2 separate regions of the Homo sapiens genome follow, and region 1 is linked to region 2. A link is a loop called in an ENCODE intact Hi-C map of the cell type or tissue named here. Cell type or tissue: PC-9. All regions are shown on one strand. Each heading gives the region's core, and the rest is flanking DNA. Links, peaks and the distances in the headings are about the cores only.

What was found. Peaks named below come from ENCODE experiments on the same cell type or tissue, not always from the same donor. Only the 100,000 strongest peaks of a DNase experiment are listed, where the experiment ranks them.
Region 1: it touches region 2 in a loop (10-fold over the local background); 1 of 110 quality-filtered maps calls a loop at or near these places.

What each region holds. Positions count from the first base shown.
Region 1 is chr3:83,779,388-83,783,793 of GRCh38, forward strand. No RefSeq gene overlaps it. Among named protein-coding and RNA genes, the nearest start is that of LINC00971, 1.1 Mb to the right of the region's middle. In PC-9, for the core only: no CTCF peak of the experiment used is centred there; a DNase peak (open chromatin) is centred at 2,264.
Region 2 is chr3:83,932,766-83,937,171 of GRCh38, forward strand. It overlaps the pseudogene SRRM1P2. Among named protein-coding and RNA genes, the nearest start is that of LINC00971, 930 kb to the right of the region's middle. RefSeq lists an enhancer at 1,413-2,612. In PC-9, for the core only: no CTCF peak of the experiment used is centred there; no DNase peak of the experiment used is centred there.

The DNA.
Region 1 (4,406 bases), core at 210-4,209, 150 kb before region 2:
AGGAAATTAAAGAGTAAAAATAAGGAAGAAATTTAAAATGTAGAAATATACATACATGTTATGCGTTGGGGAAAATGACATGTTTAAAGGATAAATACAATTGAAATATCTTATTTTATTGTAATTTTGTTTTCCAAAAAAAGGCATTGCTATGATTTTGGAATTTTCTCCATTGAAAAGTAAAGATTACTTGATATTCAAGCATTCTACTCTGGAATCTCCAGTATTGAACTCTTTCTGGCTTGATTATTATACAAATTATTTAACCTAACTAAAGTTCAATCTCACAAGGCTGTTATGAGAGTTAAATTAGACTTGTACATATAGAGGCAGTTAGCATTATGCTTAGTACATAATAAGAGCTTGAAAAATGTTACCTATTATTATCAATGTCGTAAATGGCTTCTGTTCTCTATATGAGAAGCATACATTTTCTGTGAGAGAAAGGGAAGAATTTTGGTATATTTATTGGACGTTTGAATGTCGATATATTTATTAGGTCTGTATAGTTGTAAATGGGTTGTTCAAGTGAGTTTTTTCCTTGAAAGAACGGAGGAGTCTAGAAGGCATGTTTCCGTTTAAAATGAAAGAGATTATAAAGCAGTAAAAATAAAAGACACATAAAGAATTCGAAAGTAAGAATGTGAATTAAGACAAAGGTAATGGGAAGAAAAAATAAAGGGGAGAAAATATCATGAGAAAAATACAGGTAGATTTAATTTTGAAATATTTCCCGCTAAATACTGCATTATGAGAAAAAAGCCAACAGAATATATCACTTTTAAAATTGTATTACATTTTATTATTTGTAGATTATTTTAATCATCCTTTTCTTATGTTTTCTTTCAATAACTATTTGAGTTTGTATGACTGTTATACTTTCTATTTAACAGATGAGGAATAGGGGCTAGAAATTTTAAGTGACATGACCAAGGTTACATCAGAAATAAGCAGCAGGGTCTGAAATTAAATCCAGGTCTTTCTTAGTGCTTTTTTTTTGTGATATCAGGTTGTCTCTTTGTTAATATATCTTATTTAAGTGGATTGTTTCAATGCTTCCTTAACACGTGCCATATACTGAGAAATCAGTTATATACTTTTCAGACATTTTATCATTTAAGGCTTTTAATAATCCTGTGAATATGTGAGAACATATTTGAGAACACAGAAATGCCAGGTAATTTACCCTTAGCTTTAAATAACAGCTTGGGGATCTGAGGTTTGAACACCAATTTGTCTTGCTGCAGACAACACTCCACCTTTCTTTCACACCAGGTTTCACAAATGAATGATTTCCTGTTGACCAGCTCTCATTGGCACCTGTTAGTCACTCCATAAATTCTTGTTAAAAGACTTAAGAAGCTAATGTAGTAATCACTAATGAGTGAATGAGTATACTCCAGTGTAAAATCTCTGCACCTGGACCACAGAGGTCTGGGAACCAAAAGTTAGAGAATTATATAGATGACATAAGGAAAAGATATAACATTCTTATACAACTGCATATCCCAAGTTGCTGCAGTCAGGAAAGATGTTTAATATTGTTACACAGAAACATATTTCTCATCCCTTTTGCCCCAAGAGGAATTCATTCCAAATGTTGGCTTCAGTTAGAAGTAACCCTTTCTGTCAAATTGGAGTGGGCGACAGCTTTCCTATTTGCTCTGGCAAGATAAAGAGCTTTGTAGTTAAATAACCCTGTCTAGAATGTGAGCTTATTCAGAATAAGAACATCTGTTTTGTTCATGCCTATATTCCCAACACCTAGAATATTTACTTCTACATATACAACATCTAGATACAAATACATATATGTTTTGATGAAATATACATTAATTCTGCAAAGATCAACGTAATATAGGAATTTCCCTGATGTTTTGTTTTTCTATGCTTTGTTCAGCTATAAAATGAAAGAAAAAGATGTTTAGTTGCTTTGCATAGGACTGGACTGAAATGTCTTAAAATGCACCAATAAATTTTACATTTACCTTTTTTTCCCATTTATTTAGGATGTCCACAGCTCATCATATTTATTAAAACCTACTAACTCTTTCTATGGACTCAAATTCAATCTATAAGTAATTAATTCTTCTATCTTATTAATTCAGAGTTAAGATTGTAAAAAAATATGTCAGAAAAAATGGGCACCTTTTGTTTTGTTTTATAACTATGATTATGAAGTTTCTCAGGGGCGGAATCACCTTAATTGCCTACTTCATACTTAACAACAGGAAAGACCAGTTTACGACGTGTTAAAGCATTTGAAGATTGTTTATCTTATAATTAGCATTGTCTGTGTGCACTCAACTAAAGACTATTTAAGTTTAGACATATGAAATGTATTCTGTTCCAGTGATCATCAGCTTTTCCAGTACACACAACATCTGCATAATTGATTTAATAAGTTCATCTTACAAAAGAAAAATAGTCATTCTTCCTGTTATTAAAATTATTCATGTAATTTATAGTGTGTAGTAGAAAGTAGCCAAATTTTTATAGATAACTAAAAACTATTATTGATTTTTATTATCTCTACTCTCTGAGATCTGAGAAAAATCTATCTACTGATTTTTTAAAATATTAATAGTAATTTGTATGCCTTTCTGATGTCTGGAGATGACTGGTTTGAAAACAACATCTGACTCATGAAAAAAGTAAAGGTATGTTTGTCATTACACCCCAACTTCTATAAAACACCACTGAACCAGCCTAGCATGTGGGTTTGTCATTTGAAACAATTTACAAATCTTTCATAAAACTATTACTAGAGAAAACTGTGCCTGATAGTAAAGGCCAAGTAGCATCATATGTAATAAAATCCTGAAATGTAATCTTATGAAAATTCTTTTAATCTTTCACTTATTTTCCTTTACAACTACCAACACCTTTATCAGATACTAATTTAATCTATAATACTATCAATTATTTCCTAATTTTTCCCGTGACTTCTGTACCTATCCATCAGAGTATATTCATTTATTCTAGTGTTTAACCGCATTATTGTATGTTCTTATTTTAAACTTCAATATTTCATATGACCTAGAAAGTGTTTGTTGATTTTTTCCTAGACAGATTTGAGAGATAACCAAACTCCTAAGTTTATCGTTATCTCATTTAAGCAGCCATCCACAACTCTACAAATAAGAGAGTTTAAATCACTTAGAAAGTCCTATAAATTATGGCGATGTGCATACTCATCTTTGCCAAATTTAAACTCTTTGCTAGGGCGATGTGTAACTGGTGGCACAAGACCATCTGGAAAATCACAGAATATTCTTCTTCAATCCCCAAAACCTCCACACATATTTCCTGACCTTTACAGCTAGGTGCAACCATATTGATAATAGTTATCACTATAAACTTAAAATTTCATAGCATTTATTAGCTATGTTTTTTTTTATTTCTCCATCTTATGCTAACTTTAATGAATGCATTGTTTTATATAAACAGTAGTTTTGTTTTCACATTTGTGTAACAATCTCTCTGACAGCTTTGAAGTCAATGGTTTTTCAAAGAAACTGGCATCTATCACACAGTTGCACATAAAGTATTTGATTTTTAAAAATATTGAATATATAAGAACATGAGTGTAGTTTTATATCATTCAATTCAAAATATCTGGGCCAAGTAAATAATTTATATGAATACCACGCATTTATCTCAAATGGGACAAGTTCCACATTATTTGGCATAGTTTGATTACGTTAAGATTATTTGGTGGGCACACTTAGAAACTTGAAAAACAAGGCTCCTAAGCAGTCACTTTTTTTGCTTTTGTGGATAAACTTTAGAAATATCCAAACTCCCAAAATTTAACGGAAACCCACAATGCATGTTCAAAGGTCCAACTCTTCTCTTTTTTCTGTCCCTAATACAAATTATTATAAATCTTACTACTCAGATCCCTAGCCTCTCTTTCAGCCTTTTGATACTGTTCGGCCATTAAGCTATCAATATATATCTAACGTGGAGAGGTAGTGTCAAGGAAAATTTTTGCTATCTTGATAAAATGGATAAAATGACCAGGAATGGACTTTTTTTCTCTTTCCTTCTTCTGTTAGCCTCAGTGTTGGATAGGATGATTAGAACTGACAGAATTGTCTTTCAGTCACAAAAACCCACTCCATATAGCAAAATAAAAAAAAATAAAATATACATCATTAACAACTAATTCAGTGTCCACACTTTTCTAACTCTGAGCTACTTGGTTAAACTGCTCTTTGTGAGATTTTTGTCACTCACATTGACAAGTAATTCTACCTGATACATTAACATTGTAATTTGAATGTGATCACTCTGACACTTCTTTAAAATTATCAGCTAAGTTACTTTTATTTTTTTTTTTACATCCTGCTCTCATTCTCCCTCTGAAATATTCAACAGAAATTTTGAAAACAAGATTATTT
Region 2 (4,406 bases), core at 169-4,168:
TCATATGGGATGTCTAAAATCCTAATGTCTGAGTATATGCCATCAATCATAATTAAAATTATTGTGTTAAACTATTGTAAAACATAAAAATAGACAGATTTGTCCATCACATTTTTAAGTGTAACTACCCTGGATATTTCATCATTCAAACATGATTATTGTCTTGTTTTAGTCCCCTACAAAATATGGTTTATAATCAGCTATAGGACTTTGACAGGTGCTTTAATATGTAGGTTTCTGATAACTTTGGAAATTGTGACATGGGAGTAAAGGAAAATGTACGGGAATCATGAAGAGCTGAAATATTCCTGAATGTCAAATAAGAGTTAACTGCAAGAACTAAACTAATAGAAATCTAAAGTAATCTTTCTTCAGTCGGCTTGAAACGTTGCTAATCCTTGTTTTGTTCTTCAGAGTCAAGGAAACTTTTAACTTATCTACTTTTAACAATTGAGTATACTCCTGTAAACAAAATTTGGAGTATATTTGTTTCTCTCTGCCTGGTTCCTCTACAGTTTTGATTCTTAACTTATGGCAATGTTGTTATTTTCATGAGTGCAATGAGAATCCATTTTATTTTGCAACAGGACACAATTGGAGAAACTGATTGTTTGACCAAGGCTGTGGCTGGACGGATGTGCTTCCCTTTATGGAAATCAAGCTTGACTTGCAAAGCCAATAAAAGCCCATTGAGAGAACTGGCTTCATACCATGTCTACACAGCCTCTGTACAGGGTTCCTAACCTGTGCTGAGTAAAGAATGTCACTTTTTAACAGAGCCAGGAACCCCATGTTCTTGGAACCTCAAAAAAAAAAAAAAAAGGCATTCTCCCAACTCATAGGTATTTGACAGTACAAACCCATGTCTGGGCTTGGCTTTGAAAAGTCTTATCTGAGATTCCTTGTGGTACAGAGTTCCATCAAAGCTAATTTGAAAAAAACTATGTAAAAATAATTATTCTTGCTGTACTTTATGCAAATAATCAGGTCAAGTATACGACTAAATTTTATTTTGCAAACAACTCAGTCCTATCATGGTTTGTATTCAACAAAAACGAGGACTGAAAAGAAAAAAAAAATATGTTTCAAAATTTATTTTATGCTTGTCATTAAATTTAAATCTCATTGGTTGTTTTTTAAGTTCTTGCCCACCTCTTAGACTAACTCTGCTTATTTCTGTAAACCCACCAGCAATCTCCAGTTGTAGTTCAGAAGAAACAAAAAGGGATGGGTAATGTAAAAACCTCTACCATTATTCTACTTATGGGCAATTATCTTGCAAATCCTTTGATGTGATGAGAGTATATATGGTGCCCATAACTCAGAGATTTATTTGTTTGGGAAATAAAACCAAAAAAGTTAACCAAAGCCAAGCCCCATGCACCCAAATCTTAACAGGAATAACTATAGTCACCCGTTATCTGGGCATGTCGACAGCCTTGGGATTTTCAGGCTGTCCTTACCTCCCCCTGGTTTCATTTTAATACATTTCCTTTAATAACCTAAATTGCTTTTCCTTGACTAAAGGCTATCAAGGTCTAAATGGTGATGCAAATGTAACCATACATGGGTGTGCCTTCCTTCCGAGGACACTTAAATCAACACTAGGAGGAACCCTAGCTGCTCTTCCCCTACACTACATCCCTCTCCAAGAGGAAGTAGCTAGAATTTAATACCATTCCCTCTAACAGCAATTAGGATCTCCACTGCTGAGGCAGGAAATGAGAGAGGAGAAAGGAAAAAATTTGATCAGGTAGGCAGTTAGGGTGGGTCCTCTGTTGAATTCTTTCAAACAAAAGAACAGCCTGCAGGCACAAAACGGAAACTTACACAGGGACGCTTGCCTAAGATGTGCCCACAGATACACAGATAAAAAAGGCAACTCAGATGACTTGCCCAGACATGCCCACAATAACAAATTCCTTCCTCTGACACATGCACAGTAAGGGGAACAAAGCAATATAGAATAACTCAAGCTACAGGCCCTCATGCACATTAGGAGGACAGGGTGGAGTTACCAGAAATTTGTGCCTTATGCAAATGAGATGTCCAGCCCTCATTGATTTCTTATAAAAGCCTGTGCATTCAACTGTGAAAAATGCAATCCTTTCCTGGACTCCTCCCTGCTGCAGAGAGCTGTCCTCTTTCTTTCACCTGTTAAACTTCTGCTTCTGCTCTGATATCACCCCTGGTGTGTCTGCCTCCTTGAATTCTTCAGCCATGAGACTATGAACTTTGGGTGTCACCCCAGGCAATGAGTCCATTTCATTCTGATGAGGCTTCAGATGGAACTGAGGAACATCGTATTGGAAACTGGAGTAAATGCTGCGCTTGTTATAAATTGGCAAATATGTTGCCTGAATTGTGGATGCTCAAGGGCTTTGTGGAAGGCCAAATATGAGAGTGAAAAACTAGGATGTCTGGCAGAAGAAATTTCTAAGAAAATTATAGGAGATACAGAGTTACTTCTGGCTGCTTATACTGAGATTCAGGAGCAAAAGAATAACTTAGAACAATTTATAAATAAAAAGGGAAGCAGAGTGGAGAGATTCGAAAAAGTTTCAACCTAGCCACGTAAAGGGTAAAACAAAATGTCTTTAGGAGAGGAAACCAAGGGTGTGGTGTGGATAGAAAAGAAGCAGGTGCAATTTCACACATGGTAAAATTGAACCTAAAGGCATTTTAGAGATCTTCAAGGCTGCTGCTCTCATCACAGGCCCTGAGGCTTATGAAGGCACAATGGTTTCAGGGGATAGGCCTAGGGCACTCTCCATGGGCTCACTACCCAGAGCTGCCTCAGTTCTCTGCTCCTGGAACCCCACACTCCAGCACAGCACCCAGTGGCTGCTCCAGCCATGATACAGCCCCAGGTGTGGCTCACGCTGCAGCTCTGTAAAGCAGATCATAAACCTTAGTGGCATTCACCGTGTGCTAATACTGCAAATGTGCAGAAAGCAAGAGCTGTGGATGCTTAGCAGCCTGTACCCAGATTTCAAAAGATGTCATCAAAATAATAGGGGTACAGGGAAGAGACGTGTAGGGACTCAAGCACTGCAGAGAGCCCCTGCTAGAGCAATGCTGAACATAAATGTAGGGTTGGAGCTGCTGCAGAGTTTCTATTAAGGCAAAATCCAGTGGAAACGTGAGAGCAGGAAAGCCACCAAGAATCCAAAGCTGTAGAGCAACCAGTATCCAATACCAGCCTGGAAGAGCTGAGTGGACTGAGGCCAGCAAATTTAAATGGGGCAGGGATACCCAAGGCTTTGGGGGCCCTGGTACAGGGTGCTTCAGACTTGTTTTAAAACTGGTACCCCTTTCTTCTTGCCTTTTTCTCCCTCTTGGAATGGAAAAAAAACCTCTCCTTTTCCTATCAGCGTATCTTGTAATCTAGATACATTATTTTGATTTCAGAGGTTCACAGATGAGTCTTTGACTTCTGAGTTGGTGCTAGACTATGTTAAGACTTTGACTTTATGAAGATGGAATGAATGTGGGAAAGACATGAGCTTTGGGGAACAAGGGGTGGAATGTGGTGGTTTAATGTCCCCTCCATAGCTCATATTGAAGCTTAACTTCCAATGTGACAGTATTAAGAGGTAGGATCTTTATGAAGTGATTGGATCATGAGGGCTCTACTTTCATGAATGGATTAATCTATTTAGGTATTCATAGATTAGTGGGTTAATGGATTAATGAGTTACTATGGGAGTGCAGTGTGTGACCTTGTAAGAAGAGGAAGAAGGACCTAAGCCAAGCTAACATGGTAGCATTGTAGCACACTCAGTCCTGAGCTAGCACTGTATCATATGAATAGCTCAGTCCCCTTGCAATATCATGCCCTGCACTGCCTCAGGATGCAGCAGAGTCCCCACCAGTAAGAATGCTGTCTCCAGATGCACCCCCTGGACTTTGAACTTCCTGGCCTGTGTAACTGTAAGAAACAAATTCCTTTCATTATAAACTACCCTGTTTCAGGAATCTGGTTATAAGCAGCAGAAAACAAAGTCATCCATTTATGGATATTCAATTGTTCTACCACCAGCTGTTTAAAAATATTATCAATTCCTAATTGAAATTCTTTTGCATCTATGCCAAGAATGAACTCACCTACATGAAGTAAAGTATCACCAGAAAATGATGAAGAAAATGGGCCCAAGCAGTATCTTGCCACCTGTCTACCTGTAGAGGTCTTCAACCAGAGCACTGGTTGTTCCACCTGGCCTGGGGACTACGGGAGAGAAGAAGCCTTCTCTCTAGGGAAGGCTGGGGTGAATCCCTAAAGGAAGAAACACAGAACAGAATATTTGGTTCAACAACAAATAGAAGAAGCTACTGAAGCAGCTTAAAGTTACATAATACTCAGGAAAAAAATGGACTTGTGCAAAGTAAATTTGGAGGTGATAAAG